Linked DNA regions of Homo sapiens: regions 1 and 3 are each linked to region 2. Evidence: chromatin loops called from intact Hi-C (ENCODE). Cell type or tissue: HCT116. All regions are shown on one strand. Each heading gives the region's core, and the rest is flanking DNA. Links, peaks and the distances in the headings are about the cores only.

Region 1 (8,000 bases), core at 1-8,000, 660 kb before region 2:
TTGCCATTTTTTAGGGCAGAAGGCTGAGATGCACATAAAGTTTGTGTTGTAGGCATCTTGTTGGCATATTAATATGGCACGTAATAGTTCTCTAGTCCTTCCATTTTCTTATCATTGCATTCAATTCTTATGACTCCAAACATTTATTGAAAAGGATCTGAAATGTTTCTAGACTTACTTTATTAGTCATACAAAGTCATAGTCTATTTTCCTGTCTTATTAATACTTCCAAAGTTTGTTTATCCCAAAGTTAGCTCTCTTGGAGCTTCGTTCTCAATAAGAAGCTAGTTGGTTTTATATTCCCAGACAAAAACTGGGCTTCAGCAGGAGATGAAGAGCGTAAGACTCGGCAGGTTAACATGGGGCTGCTTTTAGAGATATTGGCACCAGCTGCCCTTCTCTTGCCAGCGTGACGTTACCACACCAGCATGTGCACTGTGGCTCTGACTATGTGACTGCAGCGAGGAAGGACAGCTTCTTGAAATACAATTTCTGTAAATTGAAATTTGTCACAAAAGCTGTTTGGGAAGATGGATGAGATAGGACTGACGATAAGATGGCTTGTTTTCTCATATAAGCAAGCGTCTGCTTTGTCAGTTTCTTTCAAAAGAAGCTATATGTGCAGAATGTGTTTCTTACACATTGAAAATGTGCCAAGTACCAAATCTGTCTCAGACACCATTCATCCAAAGCTAACATACATGTTCTATAGTAAGCAAGATAGATGAAGGATTTGGACACCAATTTAGAGTTTTTATTTTAAAATTTGGTGTTTCTGAGCTTAGACATAATGTTTTCATAGTCCCTATTTGAGTAAGTCTCTTTCATTATCTAACTTCTTTATCTTTTTAGTAAATAAATTTTGCTATTGAGTTTCAGTGCCTCATTAATGAAGTTACCGTGGTTTGCAGTAGAGTTGGCATTTAGCAAATACCTTAAAGGGCTAAGGCCTTGAGAGTGACCTTTTAAAATTTTGAGCCCATTTTCTGTTTCCAAGAGAACTCCATGAATTTGAACTCTTCTTATATTAGAATTTGTAATCTGTTTGTTAGAGCTGGTACAGAACCTCTCCTTTGGTGATTAAAAAGAGAGGATTAAATAAGAGAATTGATACTACAAAGAGATTCTGGGGTCAGTGTGAGATAAAAATCTTGAGGCAGAAAACCTGGTTTTTAGTCCTGCGTCTGCTGTTGTCCAGCTGTCCCCAGTTTCATCATCTTAGTATAACCCTGAATAAGCAGCTCTGCTGTGAGAATGAAAGATATTATGATATAGAAATATGCTTTTAAAATTGTCATATGCTATACAAATGTTGCTACATAAAACTGTTCTCAGACATCCTTATTCATTTCAAAAGTGCCCATTTCTCAGGAAATAGTTGATATACTAATTATAAATCATTGTATGCACACTTAATGCAAGAATATTTGTTGCTGCCAGTCAGTGTGATGTGCATATAGTACCCATAATGTTGAAGTTCACAGTAAATGTTTTATTTAAACTTGAAAGAAGCCCAACTGTTTTTTGAAGATATTCTGTAATTGAGGTTTTCTGATCATTAGACTTAGCTTATTCTGAACTTTGCCACATTAGTGAATATCCAGTTACACTTGTCTGTTAAAAGAGGAAAATATTAGCATCATTCATGTCACTGTGCTGGATCACCAAACATTTCTTGCTACACACACAAAGGTCGTGGTGTTTAAGGCACCAGAATCCAGCTTCAAGTGGTTTGGCTTGTTTTGGGAAGTTTGATTCTTAGATAAATATAAAACCACCAGTAGTATGTCTTCAGGGGTTTTATTTTTAAATCATTTCTAGTTAACTTTTTATTTTATGACTTTAAAGAATTAAAATGGCAAAATCAGACCAAAGTTATTTATAAAAGAAAGAGAACTTCCTGGGAACTTGTCTGGTTTCTGATTCGCCCAGCCAGCATGGTATCTCATGCAGTCCTTTAGACAAATGCCATAGTCAGAGAGAAGCACCAGTGTGCCAGAGAAGATATGTGATCAAATACCAGTTAGAATCACTAGCTGACCTCATCTCAGCCAGACCCCCTGCGCTCAGGAATGGCCCTTAGGTGCCTCTCAGGGCAGCAGTCATTTGTATCAATGGGCACTGGGAAATAATATACTGCATGAACTCTGGAGAAATGCCTTTACCCCTCTGTACTTTGGTTTTTCCTTATCTCTTACCCTATCAAGTGGACTAGGTGATTATCTGTGTTTCATCCAGCCTCAAGATAATACAGGTTGCTGTTGAGTAGCAAACCAAAATCCTCAAATTCTAAATTTTCAGTTTTCCCTAGGCCCAACCTTGGGATATGACCAGAAGCCCCATTTCCTTTGTAGGTTTTTGCTTTTTAATAAAAAGACAAAACCCCAAAACCTGTTTAGCTTCATTGAGAGATTCCAAGTTACTGAGCCAGCAGTCATACTAACAGCACAAACTCCAATAAATGTTTGATGATTGATGGGTAGTGGTGTACTGTAGTCTTCAAGGTCCTTACGGTTTAGTTGAGGTTAAAGCAGAGTCGTGTGGTTCAAAGTGAAATACACCAGGAGTTTAGGAGTGGGCTAGAATAGTCAAGGAAGAGTTCCTTAGGGAGTTAGAACCTGAGATGGGCTGAAAAGGAGCACATAGGGAGAGAACTTTAGCTAGGAGCCAAGGCCATGTGGCCAAGGGAGGGGGCATGGGCTTGGAAGACACTCCTGGGTTGAACCCTGCTGAGCCAAGATGGCAGGAGACTTACCATTTTGTGAGCCCTCATATTCTCTGTGTCGAGTGGAGAAACATAGCCCACCTCACAGGCTTGTAAAGTGCCAGGCACAGTGTCTATTTCTGAGTGGCAGCTGTGGTGGCGGCTGCTCCTGCTGTTATTCATAGGTAGGGGAGTAGTTCTGCCTCGCTGATGAACTGACTCTCAAGGAGCCAGATGTGACACCTGCCCTTTAGTTCTTGTAGCTTCAGAAAGAGCCATAACTTAATGTCAAAACCTTTGAGTTTGGGGTTTGAAGGCCTGGGTTCACATGCTGCTTTTGCCAGCTCGGGGGCTGTGATTGTGGACAAGTCATAGACACTCTGGATATCTAAAGCACTTGTATGCTGGGTGGGAGGTGGGGGGCAGGTGTTTTATACCCTGCGCTGAGAGGCTAGCATTAAAGTCAAGTGAGGTAAGGTGGTTGACATTGTTGAAAATTGAAGATAGTATCCTTTTTATACTCTTCCATTGAAGAAAGTAGACTGATTTTGAATAGAATTGTTGTCAAGTTTTTAAAATTCTACATAAAGCAGATATAACTGCATTTCTCTAAATACACCGAAGAAGCTATTAAATGCAATTGAGTAAACTCTAAAACACCAGTCAAAAATACGACTTGTATTTTTTGACTACTGCTTTGTTTGGAATCCGTCTATATTTGTGCTGGGGTAGCCGGTACATTGTCAGCGTTAGGCTAGGAAATGCCATGGGTTTTTAGAGATGGATACCGGAATTAGAATGCCAAAGAGAAGCCTTAAACGTGCTGCCCAGCTTCCCATCTGATGCTGAGCACCTCCTGAGAGGCCAGCCCAGCCTCTGCAGCATCTCCAGGACAGCAGGACACACCACCTCCTGGGCTCCCAGCCCCTCTTTCCACTCCTTCTCATCATTTGTCCCTGTTGGCCCTAGTTCTACCCCTTAGAGTAGAACAGAATAAATCTCCCACCTAAGAACCTGACCACATTTGAAGATATCCATTGTGTTGCCCTGAATCTCCTTTTCCAGGCAAGGATGTGATGACTGTCTTGTTAGAGGTCATTTCATACAGACACTACTTCTCAAGATCTTCAAAGCTTCCTGGAATTTTGTGCATGCACATTTTTCAGGGGAAAAGACTCATCAGGTAGAGTTGGATGATAAGATTTTATAATCTGAAATACTTTTAAAATAATTGATTCAGATTCTCCCTTTCGTTTTACTGATGAGGAAAACCGAGGCATAGAAAGTGAAGAAATTTACCCCAAGCTCGCTTGGCTAGTTGATGCCAGAACCAGAGCCAAAACTCAGGTCTCCAGACTTATAGCCTGGAACTTTTCTTCTCCCCTCCCTCTGGTACTGAGCCTAGCTAAGTGAGGACTCTCGTCCCAGGTTCAGGGCCATGCTGGCACTCCGTTGTAAATCCCAGGACCATGTCAGTGCCAATCTGGGGCATTGGTCGTTTTTCCCCAGTCTACTGGTGGATACTTAAACTCAGGGTCAATCCAATTTTTTAAGGTCTTTCTGGCCTTTCCCAGAAGGTGGCGCTAAACTCTTCCTTAGCTTCCACACGATTGAGTAGCTAAGCTCAAGACGCTGCTATGAAGAGTTCTTTGATTCCAGCCACTGTTGTTCCTGGACCTTTGCTTTTTTTTTTTGACTCAACCAGTTATTCTGGTGTGTCTGTGACAGAGCCAGATCAAACCTTGTGAACCTAAAAAACATGCAATCCAAATTTTGAAAACTTTGTGCTAAAAGAAACCTTTAAGCAAACATTCACCAGTATTCTGAGTAATGATCCAATTTTAAAAAGCTAGATGTGAAAATTACGCTTTTCTTAGCTAGACACTATTACTTCACTGACTTTGAAAGGTGAAGGAGTGCTGTGTTTCTAATGAGACTGTAGCAGAATTGGAATAGTTTTTGATGACTTCAAGGCAGATTATAACCCAGAAGTCTTTTTGATCCTGTCCTCTTTGAATAGTCCCTCACCCCTTTCTAAATCCTTGCCACTTCTGGCCACCTTGTGTACTAAGTGGTGTTGTCTTCCTTTGTTTCTGCTGCCCATGTTGACTTTTGCTCTCTGTTTGCTTACATTTATAATCTTTGCTTCTTATGTTACATAGAACACAGGGGCAAAACCTGAAGTTCACCCTGATTCAGGCAGCTTGCCAAAGCCAGGGGTTTGGCATATAGAGGGAAGTTGAGAACACCTACCTCCCTTGCCAAAACCAGCGTCTGTCTTGGGAAACTTTCTCTAACCCCAGTGAAAAAGAGGGCCTCAAACTACCCATCTTAATGTGCAGCTTCTGACATTTTATTTTCAGACATTTTAGAACCAAAGCCCTCATCCACATTAGATACATTTGATCATCCGGGCGTGGTGGCTCACACCGGTAATCCCAACACTTTGGGAGGCCGAGGTGGGCAGATCACTTGAGGTCAGGAGTTTGAGACCAGCCTGGCCAACTTGGTGAAACCCTGTCTCTACTAAAAATACAAAAAAATTAGCTAGGCGTGGTGGTGTGCGCCTGTAGTCCCAGCTACTCGGAGGCTGAGGCAGGAGAATCGCTTGAACCCACCAAGATGGCGCCACTGCACTCCAGCCTGGGCAACAGAGCAAGACTCTGTCTCAAAATAAAATAAAATAATAGATACATTTCACCAAATGCTTCATGCAGGCCACATCCAGAATTCCTGGATTTTTGTAAGATGAAGGGCTCCTTGGGTTTGGGTTTCAGCTCAGCAGATCTGAAACAGCCTTTTTTCCCAGCAGCTCTCTGTAGGATAATTCACTTTAACCTGAAGGGCAATAGAGTGCAGGAGATGGGGAGGAGAGAAGGAAAACCACGAGTTCTCACCACGAACCCGGCAATCAGTTACCTGGCCTCACTAATCCTCGTTGCAACCCCGAAGAGCACCAGGAGGCCTTAGCTTGCTCCTGTCAAGCCTGGAAAGCAATGCTGCTGACTCTTGAATCCTGTCTCCAGAGCCGTGTTCTTTCCACCCACTGAGCTGCTTCCCACCTCCCAGGGGACCTCAGATATTGACTCCTGTGCATCAGTGCTTTCTAATTTTGATACGCTACAGAATCCGGTGTTTTCTGACCTTTTGTTTCTTTCTCCAGGTTTTGAAAACAGAGGCCTAAAAGTTCCTTAGCTTTCAGGCTGGTGTGTTATGATACTTGGGCAGTAATTTCTTGCACTAGAAAGCCAGCAGTTTCTGAGCATGGTTTCATTGCTAGGCCAGATTAGATAAGAGAGGGACTGTCTCCTTCCACTTTTCACCATCCACTCAGCTGTGTGTAACTCAGCCACATAGGTACACAGCCACGTGCTTGGCTTTCCCAAACACACACAGACTCTGAGACCTGCACAAATGGAGGAGGAAGAAAAGCGCCCCGTCTGAGGTAACCCATTACCTGACAGAGCTCTTCCAAGAAACATGCCGGTCCTCCTCAGACAATTGGTGACTGGAAAAACCTGAGCTGAAGTCTCTTTTCCAAAGAACTAGTCTGTTGCTTTTCCAGTGTGTCACCTGGAATGGGACTCTCTGGGCCTGGTACAGTAGATTTTTCTACAGCCCAAGTTGATCATTTGTAGATAACCTGCCATGCTCCTAGTTTTCTGTGCTAGCTCCTTAGGAAAAATGTAAATCCAAGTCAATGTGGCATGCTCCAGATGTGACTTTGTGAGTCATGAGCATTAAAAATATGTACGCTGGCCTGGGTGTAGTGGTTCATGCTTGTAATCCCAGCATTTTGGGAGGCTGAGGTGGGCAGATCATTTGAAACCAGTTTGGGTAACATAGCGAGACCCCATCTCACATACTGAGACCCCTACAAAAAACTTAAAATATTATGTGTGCCTGTAATCCCACCTACTTGGGAGGCTAAGGTAGGAGGATCGCTTGAGCCCAGGAGATCGAGGCTGCAGTGAGCCATGATCACACCATCGCACTCCAGCCTGGGCAACAGAGCAAGACCCTATCTGTGTGTGTGTGTGTGTGCGTGCATGTGCACACGCACACTATGGGGAAATTAGTTCAACAGCTATTTATTGAGCACCTGGCGTATACTGGACATTGTGCCAGTCATGGGAATAGAAAGATAGCTAAGATGGGATCTTGCCTTCAAGGAACTTTTAGTCTAGTGGGAGGGACAATTTCAGCAAAATATTTACCTGCAGTGATAAAATAAAGCATACACATGGTGAGGCTTCCTGGGAGTTGTGTTGCAGTAAGTCCTCAGGATGACTTGGCCAGGGGCATAGAGATGTGGCTGGGCAGGGTGTGGGCAGGGAGAGGAAGCACCACACAGGCAGGAAGGAGCTAGGCCTTGCTGAGGAACCTCAGGCATCTTAGAGGTCATTGGAGAGGGCATACCCATCATGATGTTGGCACTGGACCCCAGGGAAGGAGCTGGCTTACCAGTGTTACCCATTCTTAGAACATTCAGTGTGATGACTGGGCCTCTGTGGAGTCTCGGGGTCACAAAGCTCTGCCCCCTTCACCCCCGATCCCCAGCAACTTGGGAGCTCCCGGCTCAGCTGCTGTGCCTTCTGGTGGTGCCTCTGCTGCTGAGCTCCACTCTGGTGTCATTCCTCCACCAACACCTAGCTTGTGTTTTGTTTTTGTTTGAGATGGGGTTTCTCCATGTTGCCCGGGCTGGTCTCAAATTCCTGGGCTCAAGTGATCCACCCAGCACAGCCTTCCAAGTAGCTGGGGTTACAGGTGTGAGCCTCCATGTATGGCTTAGCCATCATGTGTTTTGTAGCTAAAATATACCAAGCTGGTTTACATCTTGTCTCAATTCAGATAACTGTGAAAGTAGATACTTTAAAATCCTCATTTTAGGCTGGTCGCAGTGGCTCTGTAATCCCAGCACTTTGGAGGCTGAGGTGGGTGGATCACTTGAGGCCAGGAGTTTGAGACCAGCCTGGTCAACGTGGTGAAACCCCGTCTCTACTAAAAATACAAAAATTAGCTGGGTGTGGTGGCACGCACCTGTAATCCCAGCTACTTGGGAGGCTGAGGCATGAGAATCGCTTGAACCCAGAAGCAGAGGTTGCAGTGAGCCCAGATGACTCTATTGCACTCCAGCCTGAATGATAGAGTGAGACTCTGTCTCAAAAAATTAAAAATAAAATCCTCATTTTAGGAGTTTTTATTAAAAAATGGAAGCTTAGACCAAGGAAGTTTTTTGCCAGAGGATTCAACTAAGGTTTGTCTCCTGTGCTTCTCTCAGAGGCTGAGAATATGC
Region 2 (10,165 bases), core at 1,271-9,270:
TATGGAGGTGCCACACGGCCCCAGACCTCAGTAGCTCTGTCTGCAGAGCTTGGACCCAATTCTGTCCCCAGGAGGCCTAAGGAGTTTTCAGGGCTTTTTGAAGCTTTCACTCCCAAGTCTGTCACAGAAGAAGGTTAACCGAGGGAGCTGGGGAAGATAGCCTCTGGCCAGACTCAGGACTTCAGGGAGGGCTGAAACCTACAGGATCCCAATGTTGACCTGTTAGACGCTGGCTCCAGCTCCCCCGCCACTGTCACCCCAGGGTGAGGACGCCGGAATTCCCTTAGAAGTGTAAGGAGGCTGAGAGGTGACCCCCTGCTCTCCCCACCAGGCTGGGAGTCCAGACGTTCAGATGACAGTGAGACCCTCTCAGGCTCCATGTAAAACTTAGATTTTTTTTAGGAGACTTCGATAGTTTAGAAATGACTTTATTCTACCTTTGTAATAAAATATTAATACTGAAAAGGCAAGGGTTAAATCCCCAGGGGAGACTTGATTCTGGCAGAGGAATTGGAGGATTAGTTCAGGCTCTTCCTAAGGCATCTGGTACTACTCTTCATAATAATAATTTTTAAATAACAGATTGCATGGTGACTGGAGTTCCAGCTACTCAGGAGGATGAGGCAGGGGGATCGCTTGTACGCAGGAGTTTGACATCAGCCTGGGTAACATAGCAAGACCCTGTTTCTAAAAGTAAGTTTTTTTTTGTTTTTGTTTTTGTTTTTGTTTTTTTGAGAAACAGGCTGGTTCTACTGGAGTGCAGTGGTGTTATCTCTGCTCACTGCAGCCTTGACCTCCCGGGCTCAAGCAATCCTCCTGTCTCAGCCCCCCAAGTAGCTAGGACTACAGGTGTGTGCCACTACGCCCTGCTAAGTTTTGTATTTTTTGTAGAGATGAGGTTTTGCCATGTTGCTCTGGCTGGTTTCCAAGTCCTGAGCTCAAGCGATCCATCTATCTTGGCCTTCCAAAGTGCTGGGATTATAGGCATGAGCCACTGCACCCTTCCTAAAAAATTTTTTTTTAATTGGCCAGGTGTCATGGTGTGTGCCTCTAGTCCCAGCTCTCAGCTACTTGGGAGGCTGAGGCAGGAGGATGGCTTGAGCCCAGGAGTTTGAGCCTGCAGTGAGCTATAATTGCACCATTGTACTCCAGTCTGGGCAACAGAGCAAGACCCTGTCTCAAAATAAACAAACAAACAAACAAATAAAATTTTAGTGGAAATATACAGATTTCTGCATGGTGTTAAGGAAAAAATTTATTTAACAACACTTCTTCAAGCTTGGTAAGGAAGACTTTACTCAGGACCACTGAGAGAGGTAGAGGGGCCAATGTAACGGAGCCCTGCAGTGGGGGAGGGATTGGGTTCAACTCCAAAAGCAGCACAGGCAAGTGGGGCTGTACAGCCAAGGGGCCGTGTGGGGTCAGCAGATAGAAAATTACTAAGAGTCAAGTTCAAGGGTAAGGGGGATCCTGGCTAAACCCAGCCAACAGGATTCTTGATGAAGGCAGGCTGAGGTGATCAGACATCACCTGGGGGAGGAGGAAACCTACTGAATATTAAGGGGAGCATATGTTGAAAGTGAAGGTTCTTGCTAAACTGGGTTAGCAGGGTTCTTCCTAAAACTGGATTTTACAAAGAAGTACACTAATGGGCCTAGAGAAGGTTCAGGAGCTGGACTGAAGTTTGGTTAAGCAAGGACTCTTTGTCAGTCGCTAATTTCCCAACTGCCTTTATGTCTTTGCTCAAATATCACCTTCTGTAAGCGGTCGGCCGTGACCACACCCCCAGGATGCCTGGGCCCCTGCCTTGCTCCGGTTTGTTTTTCCCATAGCACGTCTCATGCCACAAATCCCTCTAGAATATACTTATTTACTCAATGGATTTCTGTTGTCTGCCTTGCCCCACCAGCACCCAAGCTTGACAAGGGTGAGGTTTGGGCCTGCTTTGTCCCCATCAGGAGCCTAAGTGTTAACAGTCACATCTGCCAAGTGAATGACCAGATGTCAAGTGCTGTGAGTGAGCCGATGTGTGCCACCTCCTGGCTTTTGTCACACCAGGAGGAGGAGCCAAGCTTCGGTGACCTGCCCAGGATGACGCAGCCACTGTGCAGGAGTTAAGCCCCTGTGCCTGCCCCTGCCCACAATTCTCCTGCCTCCAGACCCCTTGCAGGAGCAGCACAGTCACAATCATGGCACTCCCTGTGGGCCTGGCAGCAAAGTCACACATACCTCACCTCTCAGAGAGATTTCTAGCTTCCAGGGAAGGATAAGGGATGTTTAAACTACTGGAAGTAATTGTCCAACAGAACATAACCTGAAAAAGCCAAATGAACGGAACACAGCTCTGAAACAAGAACAGGAATCAATGAGAGAAGAAGATTCTAATTATAGAACCCTGAATCTACTCACAACTTTCCCCAGAAAGCATCTTTTAAGTTGAGTAAGGCCAACTTCATTTCCAAGCACTGACTCAAAGGACGTTTCCAGAGCAGAGAATTCTAGAATGTTTCTTGATAATCCAATCTGGGTCACTCTTAAAAAAGATTTTAAATTTACTTCTTATCTATCTCTGTAGAAAGTGAGAAGAGAGGGGGTAAGTCCAGAAGACATGAATGGGGAAAGAAAACGTGCTATCTGTTGAGATATTTCAAAGGGACACCCATTTCCACCTACATGTTCCAGTTACTATGCTGCATAATGCGTTACCCAGAAACTTCACAGCTTGGAGCAACCCTCTTAACATGCTCACAGATTCTATTGGTCAGGGCTTCAGACCTGTTGGTCAGGGCCCAGCAGAGGATGGCTCCTCTCTGCTCCATGCTGTCCGGACCTCAGCTGGGAAGACTCCATGCCAGGACTTGAGCTGGAGCTGCTGAACCAAGCATCTTCCCATGGGCCACCTGTGACACTTGGGCATCTTCCCAGCACGGCCACCTTGAGGGGTGTTTAGACTTCATCCTTGACAGCTCAGGGACACAAAAGCTAGTGACCCCACAAACAAGCAGAAGCCTAATGGACTTTTCAAATGGACCCAGGCTTGGAAGTCACTCTGTGTCATATCTGCCACACCATTTGGGTGACAAATTAGTCACACAAGTCTATCCAGATTCAAGCTCCAAGGGGTAGAGATCACTCAAAGAATTTGTAATCATACAAAGGAAGAACAAACGGCTCTAAATCAAGTCACCCCCATTAAATTTTTTTTAACTAAAGACATCGTCTTCAGTCTTTTATTGTTTACTCCTAATGTGAAAAATTATTTTATTTTTAAAAATTGTGTTAAAACATATGTAACATAAAATTTACCATTTTATTTTTTTTTTTTTGAGATGGAGTCTGGCTCTGTCGCCCAGGCTGGAGTGCAGTGGTGCGATTTTGGCTCACTGCAACCTCTGCCTCCAAGGTTCAAGCAATTCTCCTGCCTCAGCCTCCTGAGTAGTGGGGATCACAGGTGCCCGCCACCACACCCGGCTAATTTTTTTGTATTTTTAGTAGAGATGGAGTCTCACCATGTTGGCCAGGCAGGTTTTGAACGCCTGACCTCAAGTAATCCACCCACCTCGGCCTCCCCAAAGTGCTAGGTTTACAGGCATGAGCCACTGTGCCCGGCCCATTTTAATTATTTTAAACTGTACAGTTCAATGGCATCAAGTACATTCCCATTGTTATGCCACCGTCGCCACCATCCATCTGCAGAACTCTTGCATCCTGTAAAACTGAAGCTCTGCACCCACTAAACAGCAACTCCTAGTTCCCCATCTCCCCAGCCCCCAGCAACTGCCATTCTACTTTCTGTCTCTATGATGTTAACTACTTTAGGATCCTCACATAAGTGGAATGCAGCAGTATATGTCCTTTTGGACTGCCTTATCTCACTCAGCATAATGGCCTCAAAGGTCTATGTTCTAGCATGTGTCAGAATTTCCTTCTTTCCAAGGCTGAATTATATTCCATTGTATGGAGAGGTCACATTGTATTTATCCACTCATCCGTTGATGGGCACTTTGGTTGCTGTACCTTTTGGTTATTGTGAATAATGCTGCTATGAACTTCAGTGTACAAACATCTCTTCTATCTCTGCTTTCAATTCTTTTGGGTATATTCTCAGAAGCGCAATTGCTGGATCCTATGGTAATTCTATTTTTATTTATTTATTTATTTATTTTTTGAGACGGGATTCTTCTCTGTTGCCCAGGCTGGAGTGCAGTGGCATCATCACAGCTCACTGTAGCCTCTGCCTTCTGGGCTCAGGTGATCCTCCCACCTCAGCCTCTTGGGTAGCTGGGACTACAGGCATGCATCATAATGCTTGACTAATTTTCTGTACTTTTAGTAGAGACAGGGTTTCACCGTATTTCTCAGGCTGGTCTCGAATTTCTGGGCTCAAGTGATCCACCCACCTCGGCCTCCCAAAATGTTGAGATTACAGATGTGAGCCACCATGCCTGACGGTAATTCTATGTTTAATATTTTGAGGAATAGCCATATGGTTTCCATAGCAACTGCACCATTTTACATTCCCACCTACAGTGCACAACAGTTCCAATTTCTTTCCATCCTTGCCAACTCGTGTTATTTTCTACTTTTTTGATGTTAGCCATCTTAATTGGTGTGAGTGATTAAATGCATTTTATTTACATTTGATCCTGAGAAAATCTCTTGAGATACCTACCATGATGATCACCCCAAGTCTTAGAAAAAAGAAAACTAAAGAGAAGAGAAGCTAGTAAGTGGTGTTGCCAGAATTAAAATCCAGGCCTGCCAATCACCAGTCTCTCCTAGTGGGGGCTGCTTGGAACTGAAGATCCCTCAAAATTCTCCAGTTCTTCTGGGAAGCCCCTCCCTCCCTTCCCCAGCCCCTGTCCCATCTCTCTTGCCTTGCCTGGCCACCCATCCTGTCTGAATTCACTAACCCGGAACCAGGTTCTAGTGGGACTCAGTGATGGCCACATTGACGTAAGCAGCCAAGGGAAGCAATATAGTGTGTAGAACAAGAGTCCTGAGGCTACGAATCAGATGCTAGGGTTGAAGGCTTGAGTCTGAGTGTGAGATTTCAGGCATTTACCCAAGAAACTCAACCAGTCTGGAGCTCAATTTGCTCTTCCACAAAATGGGAGGAAGCAAGGGGGTGGTGAGACCACGGGGAGATAAAATGAAGTGCTGAAATGACATGCAACGTGAGCCTTGTTGTTTGCAGTGTGCCATTTAGCTGTCGTTTTGGGGTGTTTTCCCTTAGAGGCTTCAGCTTATCCCTCTGCACTCCTAGCTGCTTTCTGCCGCTGGGCCGCAGCCGCGTTTCTGATGCCACCACGGAAGGGGAAAGCCGAGCAGTCCCTGCCATTTCGTGCTTTTAGGACGCAGCACAAAGTGTGCTGGGCAGAGCTTGGACTTCGAATGCAGACGGCTGGCTTCTGATTCCCCCTCTGCCACTGAGCAGCGGGGCGTTACTCTGCCTGGCTTCCTCTGCCACAAAATAGGCTTCCAAATGCCGTTTTGCGGGGCTGCTGCAAATGGAATTTGCTCATAGTTGTCCGGGGCCCAGCACTGTGTCTGAAATGCTGTAGATGCTCAATAAATGCTGGGTTATTCCCCTTGGTACAGAAAGAGGGCTGCAGGATGCAAAGGCCAAAATACTCCAGGAAATATGACGCTGAGCTGAGAGCGCATTGCTCCCTCTACGGTCAGATCTCCGTCCCGCGGTTTTTGCGGTCCCGACTATTGCTGTCGGAGGACGGCAGTGGAGCGACTCTATTCTTAATTCGACTCTTCCACCTGGTGGCGGATTGCTAAAATGCACTTTTGGAGTTGGGATCCAATTTGAATGCCCTGCTCAGAGCAATTTGAGGACTGGAGCCAGAATTGTCACTCTGTTCCACCCTCTAGCCATCCACCCACTTCGTTATTTCCATTGTCCTCCGGGACTCTCCTCTTTCCCCGAGCCCCCCAGCGGAGTAGACGCAGCTGTGAGGCTGCAGGACCGGAAGATTTGCGGTGTTCTTCCCGAGAGGGCTTTCTATGCCCAGAGATCAGGAGGATGGGAGAAAGAGAAGGGAAGGATAGGGGCCACGTGGACTGAAGGAGTAAGAAACCCGGGTCTGGAGACGGAGCTTGCAGTGAGCCGAGATCGCGCCACTGCACTCCAGCCTGGGCGACAGAGCAAGACTCCGTCTCAAAAAAAAAAAAAAAAAAAGAAAAAGAAAAAAAGAAAGAAAAAGAAGAAGAAGAAGAAAAGGAAAGAAAAGAAACCCAGGTCTTCTGGGGGCTGACGGGTTTCCATGGGGGGCCTTCTCACTTTTTTACTCCCTTAGGAGAGGCAACCGCCTTCCTTGGAGGCCAGGTTTGGAGGCTTCTCCACGAGATCACAGAAGTTCTGCCAACTCCCCAACCTGTCCAATGGGTCCTAGGCTCTTTATGCCTTAGAACAGAAGTCAGGGGACTTGGACACATTGTGGAGTGATATGGGACACTCTCTCCTCTGAGAAACAGATGACCCTCCAAGAGGCGCCAGCAGTGGAGCACTGTCTGGAGCATTTTGGGGTCCTGCTTGGAATGCTGCTATCTAATAAGCCTGGGGCGTTCTGGGGTGGCCACCTGGCAGCTTTTGGACCTGAGCCAACAAGTCTCTGTGATTTACCTCGTAGGATCATTCCTTTTGGGCAGTAGGTGGTGAGAAGAACAGTGTGAGGACATCAGCGCAACCAGCCATGGTTGGGAGCAGGAGACAGGGGCGCCTTGTATGTGCTCTCCAGGCTGTCCCCACCTCCTTCCATGTGCGATGTCAGTGCCCTGAATCAGAGTACTGGCTGGAAGGCCTTCCCCCCGAGCCCCTGCCACTGGAGCAGGTGGGAGTGTGGGCGTGGGGGGATGCTGGAGGAACATCCTCAAACCTGACACCCTGGTACAGCCCAAGGAAGAGGGGCTGATCATGGCTTCTCTGCCCATCTGAGCCCAGTCAGCGTCAAAAGCCCTTTCCAGGCAGCCTGGAGAACACCTTCCCACCAGGATGTCTTATTAATGAAATCAATAATGAAATCATTACCGAGGACATTATCAAATGCTCCTGCCTCTTCTGGGAGCTGCTGCTTAGAAAACAGGAAGGATGGGCTTTTCCCAAAACTCATGTTGAACGGTTTCAGACATCCAGAAAAGTTGAAACAACAGGTCTATGTCACTTAGATTCTACAATTCTTAATATTTTGTCATGCTTGGTTCCTTTCCACCTTTTCCATAGATGTAACACAGATATATGTAGATACACACACACACGCATGCACACATGTTTTTATGTGTGTGGGTCAGTTTGAAAGTTGCTGACTCGGTGACATTTCACCCTCTTTAACAGACATCTCTTAAGAATAGGGATATTCTCCTCTGTAACCATGAGACCATTACTGTACTTAAGAAAGTCACCAACAGTTCAGTAATACCTAATATTGAATCCATTTTCAAATTTTCAGAGTTGTCGCCTAAATGTCTTTGATGGCTGATTTTTTTTTTTTTTTGAGCTGGGATCCGATCAAGATCACATATTACATTTGCTGGTTATGGTTTTTTGTCTTTAGTCCCTTTTAATTTAGAAGGATTTAGCTGGGCGTGGTGGCTCATGCCTGTAATCTCAGCATTTTGGGAGGCTAAAGTGGGTGGATCACCTGAGGCCAGGAGTTCGAGACCAGCCTGACCAAAATGGTGAAACCCAGTCTCTACTAAAAATACAAAAATTAGCCGGCATGGTGGTGCACACCTGTAGTCCCAGCTACTCGGGAGGCTGACACAGGAGAATCACCTGAACCTAGGAGGCGGTGGTTGCAGTGAGCCCAGATTGTGCCACTGCACTCCAACCTGGGTGATGGAGAGAGACAGTCTCAAAAAAAAAAAAAAAAAAAAAGGAAAGAAAAAAAATTAAAAGGATTCTCTAGCCTTTTTTTAAAAAAAGAAATCTTCATGTCATTGACATTTTCAGAGCATGCAGATCAATTGTTTCGCAGACATTCTCTCACTTTGACTCTGTTGGGTCTTTTTCCTTCGTGACTAGAATCAGGTTTTCTGCACAAATCCTATGTGGGGAACGTGGGGTCCTTCTTGGTGCATGGCTTCAGAGGCACATGAGGCCAGGTTGTTGGACTAACAGTGATGCTGGTGACATCCCCTGGTTAGGGTGATGTTAGGCAGATCGATGTGTCATCTCCATCAGTATTGTTTCTGATGTCCTCATGGCCCCAGCATTAGTCAGTGGAAACCCATCAGACAACTTCCTATGTCTGTTTATCCTGGCCCTGATTAGTCTTCAATAACACCCTTGTTTCTGGCACCAGACATCCAAGATTTGCCTTGTCTCTTCCAGCCCAGACCTGGAACCACCTATTTCTCCAGGGAGGCCTGGTTCTTTGAGTGGAGAAGGGTATTTAAAAATCCAAGACTGGGACCTAACTGTGCTCCTCACTAGTAGACAGAGCTGGGCAATGGGCATATTAACTCAGGAGTGGATGCCGGTGCCAGGAAGAGGGTGTGGGACCCAGGGCAGAGGCACAGTCAGAGGTGTTGGCTGAGTGTCCGAAACCAGGGTCTGAGAAGGTCTGGAGTTGCTGGGAGAGCTGATAGGTGCCACCTTTGGGATTTTTCCTGACTTCAAACTCGATGACTCCACAGAGCCTGTGGCGAGATGCCTAAGTGATTAACTTCTGAGCAGGGCTGGAAGAAAGGCTTTGGGGCGCTGTGAGGTTGAGACCTTGGTGTGGAGGGAAATGTGGGCCTGTACTGCTCAGTCAGCCTCTAAGATGGGTGGGCTGCACACAATCACCCCTTCCCGGTCAGTGCTAGAGCTGGGAGTGGGGTGGGGAGGAAGTTGAGGGCCAGTCAGAGAAGAAGGAGGGGTGAGGGGGTGCCCCACTATGGGATCCCTGCAGTTGGGAACCCCATAAAAAGGCATCAAAACAAACCTGAGGCCAGGTGCGGTGGCTCATACTTGTAATCCCAGCACTTTGGGAGGTTGAGGTGAGTGGATCACCTGAGGTCAGGAGTTTGAGACCAGCCTGGCCAATGTGGTGAAACCCCGTCTCTACCAAAAATACAAAACTTAGCCGAGCATGGTGGCACATGCGCCTGTAATCCCTGCTACTTGGGAGGCTGAGGCAGGAGAATTGCTGGAACCTGGGAGGTGGAGGTTACAGTGAGCTGAGATTGCACCACTGCACTCCAGCCTGGGCGACAGAGCGAGACTCTGTCTCAAAAAACAACAACAACGACAAACAAACAAACAACAAAAAAACCCCACAAACCCGAGCATCACCACCAGCTTCCTAGGACTCCCAAAAGCAGGGTGGGAGCCAAGAATTCTCCATGGAGGGGAAGAGGTCCCAAGCCCCCACAGATTGGGGCTCCGCTTTGATCTGTCTCAGCTGGTGGGCCCAGCGCAGCAGAAGGGCCAGCAGAGAGGAGCACGTTTACAATGAGCAGTGCACCTTGGAGGTTGTTTTGTGGCTTTGCACAGAGAGGCGTCTAAAGCTTCTTTATGACTGCAGCGTTCCATTGTGTGGATTTACCAAATGTTATCTCATTTTATCCAACCAGCACCCTATTGATGGCTATTGAGGCTGCTCCCAGAGTGTTTTGCTATTACAAACTGTATTCTGATGAATAGTCTTGTACATGGGTTTTTGTGCATTAATAAGAGTTTGTCTTGGGATACATTCCTACAAGTTGAAATGCTGATTCAAAGGCATTATTTAATTCCTCAAGCTGCCTTCCACAGAGGTTGCACCCTCCTACTACCATTGGCAACATGAGTGTCTGATTTGGAAGGCTGGCGGAGTAAACACATTGTGGTCCCTACCAACATGGCTGCTGTGGTCCCTACCAAGATGGCTGCTGTGCTCCGGGCTGGGTGAGCACACTAGATGTGCACAGAATCCATTTTTGTTACAGATCAGGTTTCAAGCACAAACGCACAGGTGCCCTTCCTGGCAGCTGCTTCCAATGGCAATGCCCCAGCAGCTGCCTGTCTCTCCTGACATGCTTAAGGGTGCAGGCCGAGGAAGGCCCAGTGGGCTGTCTGCAAGTTGAGGGAGGCACTCAAGGCAGAAGTCAAGTGCTCCTGGGTTGCAAACCTGGAATAAACTGGAATGGTTGCTAGGACAAGGAGCCTCATGCAGGCAGGGGTGGCATGTTT
Region 3 (10,165 bases), core at 1,097-9,096, 190 kb before region 2:
GACAGAGCAGGGGCTTAACAGGTCCCACGCAAGGCTCAGCTGGGGAAGGCCACTCCAAATCACTTTGGCAAACTTGAACTGAACCGCAGGCCACCGCAGCCGGGAAAACAAACAAGAGCCTGTCGGCCAGGTCCTGCTAGCTGTGCCCAAGCTGCAGCTCCCCTCTCCCTGGCTTGGAGTGGAGCAATAAAAGGGGTTTGTGAATGCATGTCCCAAGCTTCTTAGCGCCTGTCATATTGATCTAGCACTGCGTTAGGATCCCCGGGCCCTCTCAAGGACCTGGGCAAACGCTGGTATTAGCGCTCCCCTTCCTCTTAAGAGTGTGCTGAGCAGTCACTCCACTGTTTCCCAAGGAGGAGACCCCCGACCCTGACAATCCATCAAGTGAATGCAAATTGTGGCCCAGACAAAACCAGGCAAACAGCACCCCGCTCCGGGATAATGGCCTCTGTGGGAGAAGGGCGCTTCCAACAATGATTGCTGTGTACATATCCCACTAAATACCCAAACTTCTGATTAGCCCCATCATGATTTGTGTGTGCACCGCCTCTTTTGAATGGCTCCCAAGTACATGGTACAAGTTGACTCAAGCCTAACCTCAAACAGTGGCCTTCCCGGGCTTCGCCAGCGCGGGGAGTGGGCTATACATAGCTCTCTCTGCTGTTGATTACAAGCCTTTTGGAAATCCAACACGCAGCCCAGCAAGGAAAAGAGCACGGTGAGAGGGTGATAATCACAGGCTCCAGGCTCCGGCTGGAATTGATCTAATTTGGTGAGTATCAATTCAGGTTCACTGTGGGGGAATATTCCCAGGTCGCCTGAGCTGCATATTTGCAGGAAGAGATCAAAAGCACCAGAATGGGATGTTCCCTCCCACAAGCAGGCTGGGGGATCTTGTGGGCGGGGGGTGCTCTGTGGCTTGTGACATCTACCACTTGCCATGTGGGAGTTTTCAGGCAGGGCATCTGGCCATCTGCTTTCAAGGACCACAGGCATTGATCGGGGGCCAGCGTCTGAGGTGTGCTTGGGAAGCCAGGCATCTTCCCACAGTGTCACTGGCACCTACGGAGGAAAAACGTGAGTGTGTTGGATGAGTATTTTCACCATGTGTTTCTGCATCTGCGTCTCGGGCCCAGATCTCTCTTCTGAGCCCTGGATCTCTCCGTCCAGCCCTTGCGTGAGCCCCAGGCATCTTGGATGTGCCTCGCCTGACACAGACAGACCGTGGCATCTTCTCCCAGCACCTTGTGCTTGCTCCTGGGCAGGGTCTCCTGCCTCAGCAAGGGCACCGCCATCCACCCAGCCAGCAACGTCTGGGGTTCCTTGGGGCCCTGGGTCCACCCACCAGGTGCGGCTTGGGGCCAGCATGCAGGCTACCGCAGTCCCACTCCAGGCCCCTTTATTTCCTGTCTGTCTCAGCAGCTCACTAAGCAGGCTCCCAGCCTTTCCACCTCTGCCTCACCCACTCACGCCCCTCAGGAAGGCTAGTATGAGCTCTCTGGAGCGCAGGTCTGACCCTGCCACTCCCTTTCATAAACACTTTGGGGCTGTGCCCAGTGGTTCATGCCTGTAATCCCAGCACTTAGGGAGGCCAAGGTGGGAGTATCACTTGAGTCCAGGAGTTCGAGATCAGCCTGGGCAAAATAATGAGACCTCTTCTCTACAAAAAATTTAAAAACTTAGCTAAGTGTGGTGGTGCGCGCCTGTGGTCCCAACTACTCCAGTGGCTGAGGTGGGAGAATCGCTTAAGCCCAGCAGGACAAGGCTGCAGTGAGCCATGATCAATGACACTGCACTCCAGCCTGGGCAAACAGCAAGACCCTGACTCAAAAAACAAAACAAAACAAAACAAAACAAAACAAAACAAAACAAAACAAAAACCCAAAACCAAAATATACACGCACACACACACACACACACACACACACACACACACACACACACACACACACTTTGGAAAAATTAGAATAGGGGTTCCAAGACCCTGTCTCAAAAAAAAACCCCAAAACCAAAACACACAGACACACACACACACACAAATTTACTTTGGAAAAATGAGAATAGGGGTTCTCACCTCCTGAGGCCAGCATGAGGATGGCACGCTAATGCATGTAAAATTATCTGGTATATAACAGGTGCTCAGTAAATGGAGTTACTTCCCTTTTTCATTTTCTTAGAGCCAAAGAATGACAGAAGTATGGTTTTAGCTCACGGCCCTGTGTGATAATAATGATCACTTGAATGTGAATGATAGTGTCCCACACGTGAGGCCCCGCTCCCACACATGACCAGGTAGAGGGGAGTTTGGTGCTAGCAGATTCTCCCTCCTCCTGTGTCTGTCATCCTCCAACTCCAAGTACAGAGGCCTCAGCTTCCAGGGAGCAGAGGCAATTTTATTTTTAATCCTCCCCGTGGCCTCAAGCCTGAGTCCCTCTGCCCACCTGCTAGACGCCTCCTGCTGCCAGCAGCTGCCTCAAGGGCCCTGTGTGTCCGAGTGGGCACTGGACGCTGCCTGTTGCTATAGCTGCCCCGCCCCAGGCCCCGAGGCCTCTGAGGCAGTCGGTGAGATGAACATGGGATCAGTCAGTGAAGGGCCATGAAAACACACGCTGCCCCAGAAGGGACGGGTGGAAAGGCCTTGTCAGCATTTCCGAGGCTGGGGTGGCCAGGCTCAGGGGAGCCACCCTCGGAAGGCAGCCTCCCCAGAGGCCAGCTGTGAGACTGCAGCTGCTGCCTTTGAGGTTGAGGGGCCATTTACAAAGCCCAGTGAGCTTGGCAATGTAGCTGCAGCTTCACTCTCTGGAGCAGGCATCTGACAACATGGCCCTGTGACAATGACAGTGTCTATTTACTGGGTCTCTTCCATGGGCCAGGCCCAGCAACAGAGAAAGGCATACAGAGAAAGGTTCACCCTCTAGGACCCGGTCTGCATGATGTGCAGAAGGGAGATCTCTTCCCTGGGGGTGATGAGATCGGGGAAAGCCTCCTGGAGGTTGTGATATTTGAGCTGTATTTGAAAGGCAATAAGCTCTAGAGGGGCAGTGAGGTTGGGGTGGGAGGATTCAGCAGACACTGAACACTTCCAAGATGGAAGGCAAGAAATGAATGGAGAGGGAGCCAGGAGCAGCCCAGCTGTTAGGATAGTGGGGAAAGCAGGAGTGAGGCCGGCTGATGATGCTCCCGCCATGGCAGCAATGGTAGGAGGTGGGGGCTGTGGGAGAAGATTACAGGAAGAACCCCACCTTCCGGCCCAGGGGGTGAGCAGATGTTGGGCCCCCACGCGCCACTCTCCCAGCAAGGAGGCGAGGCAAGGCTGAGCAGAAGCCTGTGGCTGGCAGGACAAACACTTGCTGGCTCCGTGCTGCCCACTCTAGCTGGACTCCGACGGCCACCCTAATGTCACTCAGCTTAGGGGCGGGTGAACTGCGGGGACCCAGCCTGATTAAATCCACTGTCTCAACCCAGGCCCAAGCTGTATATCTCCAGCGTGGGGGAAGTGACACCTCACAGCCTGCACACAGCTTCATTTCTGAAAAGAATGTGTGAGGGGGAAGGTCAGGAGACAGGCACAGCCGTAAATTTGATGGAAGGTTTAGCTGGAAACCCCATTAAATCCACACACGGCTCAATGCTGGGCAATGTCCTTCCTCCGAGTCTGCTGAATGGGGCCAGGGAGGTGAGGGACTCACTAAGTAATGTCCTCATTTTTTGGTGTCTCCTATTACCCAGGGGATGAAAAACCCATTACCCATAAGGTTTAGTGGCACTTGGTCCCAAGACTGCAATACTGTCCTTTACCTACGCTCTCCCCTTGGCCCGCACATGGGCGCGCAGCCTCTGCTGGCCTCTGTCCACTCCACCATCCGTGCGGACGACCTCACTCTCCCTGCAGCCCACGCCTGGGTCTCACAGACCCTGGATCCTGCTCCCCAAGGATGGGCGCTCTCTCCCCTTCATGGTGTGGCCTGGCAAAGTGTGACCTAGGCCAGGAAAGCTGGTGTTCTGTGGTTGTGAGCCCAGCACTGAGCTGCCCCTGGCCCCTAAAGTCTCCCCCAGGGCTGGGGCTGCCCTAACTTCAGGTGGTGGCTATGCAAAAGTATGAGCAGGAACACAGGGGTGGCCTGCGGAAGGGTGCAAATCCCCACTCTCCAAAATCAGGCCTCCACACACTCATCTGCTGCGGGGGTCTGGAGCACAGACAATTTTCCTTGGAAGGGAGTCCCCCGTAGAGATAGGGGCTAGAGGCCTGGATCTAGCGGCTTTCTTCTACCTCTCCGACTCTCCCACTCCCTACCCCCACCACCAGGGGCCAGAGGCTACCTATCATTGCAAGTATCCCTCATCCAAGACTCAGCCAAACAACCACACAGAATAGTGAGGATGACAGAAGTGGGTTCAGATCTGAGCTATGTGACCACAGTGAATGATTACACTTCTCTGAGCCTCGGTTTCCTCATCTGTTAAACAGGATTACAATAATAACTACCCTCATGAGACTGCTGTAGGGACTTAACGGGTCAGCGTAGCAAATGCTCTACAAATACCTGCACACACCAGAGCTTCCTGTACAGTGCGGCTGTCTTCTTCAAGGTTATCGTGGGTTTGTTTGTTTATTTGTTTGTTTTGAGACAAGGTTTCGCTCTGTCACCTGGGCTGGGGTGCAGTGGTGCGACCTTAGTTAACTGTAGCCTCAACCTCTTGGCCTCAAGTGATCCTCCCACCTCAGCCTTCCAAGTAGCTGGGACTGTAGGCACGTGCCACCATGCTCGGCTAATTTTTCTTTTTTAAAATAGAGATGGGGTTTTGCCATGTTGCCCAGGCTTGTCTCAAACTCCTGGGCTCAAGCGATCTGCTCACCTTTACCTCCCAACTTGCTGGGATTACAGGTGTGAGCCACCAGCCCGGCCAAGGTTATCTTTTAGGCTTGATAAAAGCATAGACCTTTTCATGAGAGCAGATGCAAACAAAAGGCTAAACCCACGGAAGGAACCTATTACTTCTCTCTCAAAAGCCCCAGCTAAACATACTTTATGATGCCATTTATATGATATTCAGGAAAAGGCAAAATTATAGGGATGGGAAACATAATAGAGTGTGCCAGGGGCTGTTGGGGGTAGGAGGGTGGGAGAGCAGCTACGGAAGGACAGGATGCCCGCTCTGGGGAGAGGGAACTGTTCTGTATCTTGGTTGTGATGGTTACACAACCGTATACATTTGTTAAAATTAACAGAACTGTATGCCTCAAAAGGGTGTATTTTACTATATGTAATTTACACCTTCATAAACCTGATTTTAAGATAGACAAAATGAGAAGAAAAAAAAAAGACCCACTTAAGACCAGATGTGAGACCAAACCAGCTATCTCAGCCCTGGAGGGCAAGGAAGATGAAGTGGTTCTGGAGTAATGCCAGCAGGACCCAGAGGGGACGTCCTGGATGGCGGTCAGATCCACATGTCCAGTGAGGGACAGAAGACCCAGGGATCCGACAGAGGAGGGTGGGCCCAGACACCCGCGCTCAAAGACAGCCCAGCAGGCCTGCTGCCAGTGCTTGTCGGCTTCGCGTTGCAGCCAAAGCCACCGCCCTCTCCCAAGCTTGACCTTCCCTCCATCTGCGTTCCACAAATTCACAGAGCTTTGGAGGGACTCCAGGGACACACACCTACATTTCACAGGCGAGCGAACTGAGGCCATGAAGTGAGGAGTGCTGATCACATCCCGCAGCCGGCAGCAGCTGACGCCTGCAGCGGGCGCCCTCCAGCCCAAGCAGCATCTCCCGGGTGATCCTTCACCACCTTCACTCCTTCCCTGTGGTGAGCTGCCCTGGAGACCCAACCCAAGGCCTCACGCCCTGGCTGCCTTCCCTCACGTTGTCCATGTCACCTGGCCTCCTGGAAGGAGGATGTGGCTCCTGGAACTCCCTCCTTCCAGAAGCCAGAGCCCCTAAAGGTCAAGTTCACTGTAGGCAGCCACATGGGTCCAGAGACCAGACGTAAACTCACAGCCAAGTTCAACTCCTGAAGTGGTGTGAATTGTTTGATCTGCAAGTTATAGCCACTGCACCCTGGACCTGGATAGTGTATTCTGGAATCAACCTACAGGGCCTTAGTTGTCCCCTATGACATTCCATCCCAAAAGACCTGGACCATTCGTTGCCAGCTATCTTTGGTTGCTGGGCTGACATTCAGAGCCCCAACTCCCTTTGCTATTCCAAAAGTTCATGATGCCGCCAGCTCCACCTGCCCTCCTTCCCACATGCCCCTCTCCCACCTGTCTTGCCCTCTACTGTCCCCACGACTGTTCTCCCCCACTGTCTTCTCCCACTGTTCTCCCCACTGTTCTCCCGGCGACCGTGCCACTCCGCACTGTTCTCCCCCGCACTGTCCTCCCCCACCTGCCCTCTCCCCACTGTCCTCCCGACTATCCTCCCCCCACCTGCCGTCCCCACACTGTCCTCCCCCAAACTGCCCTCCTTGCACTGTCCTCCCCCACCTGTCCTCCCCCCCGCCACCCCAGCTATCCTCCCACTACCTGCCCTCCCCTACCTGTCCTCCCCACCACTGTCTTTCCCCCACTGTCCTCCTCCCACCTGCCCTCCCTTGACCTGCCCTCTCCCCACTGTCTTCCCCACGACTGTCCTCCCCCAACCTGTCCACCTTCCACAGTCCTCCCACTCCTGCCCTCCCCTACCTGTCCTCCCCTCACCTGTCCTCCCCCCACCTGCCCTCTCCCCACTGTCCTCCCTGCCACTGTCCTTCTCCACCCATCCTCCTCCCCACCTGTCCTCTGACATTCAAGCAGGACCCTGGGGAAGGGGGCCAGGCCTTTCACAAGGAGATACTGCCCAGCCTCAGTGCTTCTAGGCATGGTGTAGGGAACTTCAGGGATGTGTTGACTATGACAGGGTATTTGGAGTAGGATTCAGAAGCCCTGAACTTGAGTTGCCTTTCTTGAAAGCGTCACATTGAAGATCTTGGAACCTCTGTGTGCCTGAAAGGGTGTCAGGTGCTTTAGATAAATTTGCTTAGTTAATTCCACCGACCATCTTATAAGGTTAGTGACTTGCCCCCATTTTACAGATTCAGAAATGGAGGTGCACAAGGTTATGTTATCATGGTAACAGGGGGTGCTGCCTTCGAAGGATGGCAAATAAGAAAGACAAATTTCACATTTTGCTCCCTGGTGGGGGCAGGGGGGGATATTTGCATTTCCATCCATGTAGCTAGGTAGATGCTATGCTGGGACTTGTGTTCAATGGCTGAAAACAATTATTCAACACCCCAGATTAAGCTCATTTTCACCTCACATACCAACATTTTAATTTTCAAAAGCAGTTCAAATCACAATTCTGCTAGAGAAAGACATACTTTAGCCAGGAGGTACACATTTATAATCTCTCTCATACGCAGATACCTCAATTGTCCTAACCTAGCCCATAGCTGCTTTTTTCTGGTTTTCTTGCTGTCTGGGGTGTTTCAGGACCTGGACAGAAAAACCACAGGCTCAGCCTCTTGGTGGGGCAAAGCAGAGCTATGTTTGTTTGTGAATGACCACAGATGTGACCTGGTTTCCCCTCCTGCGGGCAGAGCCGGGGCTGGAACAGGTGGTGGAGTTGGAAAGAGAGCCCTTGTCTGCGAGGCGGGGAAGGAGGAAGGAGGATGGCGGGGTGATGGGGACTTCAGGCAATGGGATTAAACCTCAGAGGCTGGACTTCGGTGGGGAAGATGGATGAATTTAATCAGCCCTCTTGCCTTAAACCTGAATGAAAAGTAATGAAGTTTGCCCAATTCTCTAATTAAAATTCCCAACTAGCAAAACTCCAATGGCTGTGCAGTGGAAATTCATGTAAAACAGAGAGAAAACAAAGCATCTGGACGACGGGCTCTAAGCTGGCGACCACTCAGCACTACCTGTTTGCAGAGACAAACCTTTCGCTTTTCCATCCCTCACACTCCAGGGTCCTTTAAGACAACTTTCTTTCCCCAGTAACAGCCCCCTACAGGATGAAGGTTGGGAAGTCAGACACAGCCCAGTTTAACACTGTGCACAGAGAGGGAATAAAGCAGCTTGAAGCGGCACCTCTGGCCACACCGATTTATTCCTACCCTCGTCTCTAGCATGATGTGCAGAAATATGAAAATATACACACTTCCCTATATGAGCATTTTAACCAGCACTTAAAATCCTAAATGCTGAAATATGGCTGGCCGTGGAGGCTCAGCTAGAGGCTGGAGAAAATGACTGGCTGGCTTCTCTGGCTCAAGAGCCCGCCTCCCGCGGCAGACGGGCTCTCATAGGTTACAAGCTCCTCATTAGAACAGGCGCGTGCAGAGTTTAACACACTCAATTGGAATCTACTGCTTTTCGTCCACAAACTCCTAAGTAGTAATTATGGGTTACTGCAGGGTGACAGCCCAGCCGTTAAGTGACTCCAGCCTGAGATTCATCCAGGCATCCAGCCCGTGGTGGGGCCGCAGCCAGAGGCAGGCAGGTGGCCACGTGTCACCTGAGAGTGCTGTCCAGCCCGCCGTGGCCTGGCTGGGGTGCCATCCGACCACTGTGGACACCATCCTCCTCCTAACTGCTCATGCTGCCTCCCCACGCACGGGTGAGGAACTACTGCACTGATCTCAGGTTATCTCCTGCCTGGCTAGGAGGTCTCTCTATGTTCACTCTGGGGCTCCCTCCAATCCACCAGAATGAGGATTCTAACACAAAAACCTGATCAAAACCCAAGCTCTGAAGCTGGGCACACAGCCCCTCCAGACCTGGCTGCAACTGACTCTCCAGCCCTTCCCAACACTCAGCTGCAGCCACTAAGTGCCTCCACTAGTACCAAGCCCTTTTTCATCTCACCCATTGTCCTGGGAACAAGTCTGGGCTGCACAGTGTCTGGCGAAAGGCCTCATGCTGGGCCCCAGGAAAGCACATAAGCCATAGAAAGTGAAGTCCCTGCCCCTCCTGGGGAAGGAAACTGATCCGCAACCGAGATCCATGAGCTAATGCCAGGCCCAGGCAGCCAGCAGCCAGCGCCATTCCAAACCCCACGGGGCAATGCCGGAGGAGACACACACTATCCTCTCCATGCTCGCAGACTGAGCTTCTGAGGATGCTGAGATAACAGAATTGGGCAAGAAGGGGTGAGCTGGAGGACTGCAGCCAGAAGAAAGATTTTTTTTTTTTTTTAAGATGGAGTCTCGCTCTGTCACCCAGGCTGGAGTGCAGTGGTGTGATCTCGGTTCACTGCAACCTCTGCCTCCTGGGTTCAAGCGATTCTCCTGACTTCCTGAGTAGCTGGGATTACAGGCACGCACCACCACGCCCGGCTAATTTTTTGTATTTTTAGTAGAGACGGGGTTTCACTGTGTTAGCCAGGATGGTCTCGATCTCCTGACCTGTGATCCGCCTGCCTTGGCCTCCCAAAGTGCTGAGATTACAGGCGTGAGCCACCGTGCCTGGCCGAAAGATTTTTAAAACCAGAAAAATGAGACCAAGTGTGTTTTTTCTTTTTGTGACAGGATATGAGTTTAAAAAAATAACTTTTATACTGTGTATGTAATTCTGTATCCTTTTTTTCCTTTTAATATTGTACTATGTCATTAAGATTCTTCATAAATATTTCAGTGGATTCATACTGTCTCAGTCCATAGCTAGACACTAATTTATTTAAACTTTCCCCTTTATTCAGCCAAGTCTTTAAACACCATAAAGTGACTTTACTGCAACCATGATTCTGCTTAGGCAGCTCTTCCTGGACCTAATTTTTTGTATAAAGAGATGGGCTTCCTCAGTTAGAGCCATTATTGGCAAGAAGAAATAACTAATACATTTGACGGTGGTATCGTAAGGAGAAAAGATTGTCTTGACTTCCTTGCTCTGCCCCTGGGAGGGAGGATACACATAATGAATATCTGTGGCTGAAGGAAGAACAAATAGGTAAGTGAGGGAGTCAGTGAATCACAGAATATTCCCCCAGGTCTATTTTTCTGAAGTTCACAATTCTTCAGTTTCTCATCAGGGACCCAGGCTCAGTCAACACTTTAATGTATCCATATTGATCTCAACAGTTTTTCCTAGATGTTAATATAAAAGAATGTTCGAGAAAATAAATCTTTTAATAGCAAATTCCAGTATCAAAACTAAGGCAATTGGTACAACCACTTTGGA

What was found. Hi-C counts contacts between places; a loop is a spot of excess contacts. Peaks named below come from ENCODE experiments on the same cell type or tissue, not always from the same donor. Only the 100,000 strongest peaks of a DNase experiment are listed, where the experiment ranks them.
Region 1: a loop joins it to region 2, with 6 times the contacts of the local background. A loop is called at or near these places in 9 of 110 quality-filtered maps.
Region 3: it touches region 2 in a loop (2.5-fold over the local background); 4 of 110 quality-filtered maps call a loop at or near these places.

What each region holds. Positions count from the first base shown.
Region 1 is chr2:121,352,541-121,360,540 of GRCh38, reverse strand. All of the region lies in intron 38 of CLASP1 (cytoplasmic linker associated protein 1), which reads left to right. Among named protein-coding and RNA genes, the nearest start is that of TFCP2L1, 71 kb to the right of the region's middle. In HCT116, for the core only: a CTCF peak has its summit at 4,271 (motif pointing right); a DNase peak (open chromatin) is centred at 4,300.
Region 2 is chr2:120,691,382-120,701,546 of GRCh38, reverse strand. No RefSeq gene overlaps it. Among named protein-coding and RNA genes, the nearest start is that of GLI2, 39 kb to the left of the region's middle. In HCT116, for the core only: a CTCF peak has its summit at 5,758 (motif pointing left); DNase peaks (open chromatin) are centred at 2,038 and 5,726.
Region 3 is chr2:120,877,947-120,888,111 of GRCh38, reverse strand. All of the region lies in intron 2 of GLI2 (GLI family zinc finger 2), which reads right to left. Among named protein-coding and RNA genes, the nearest start is that of GLI2, 150 kb to the right of the region's middle. RefSeq lists an enhancer at 675-1,242. In HCT116, for the core only: a CTCF peak has its summit at 4,347 (motif pointing right); no DNase peak of the experiment used is centred there.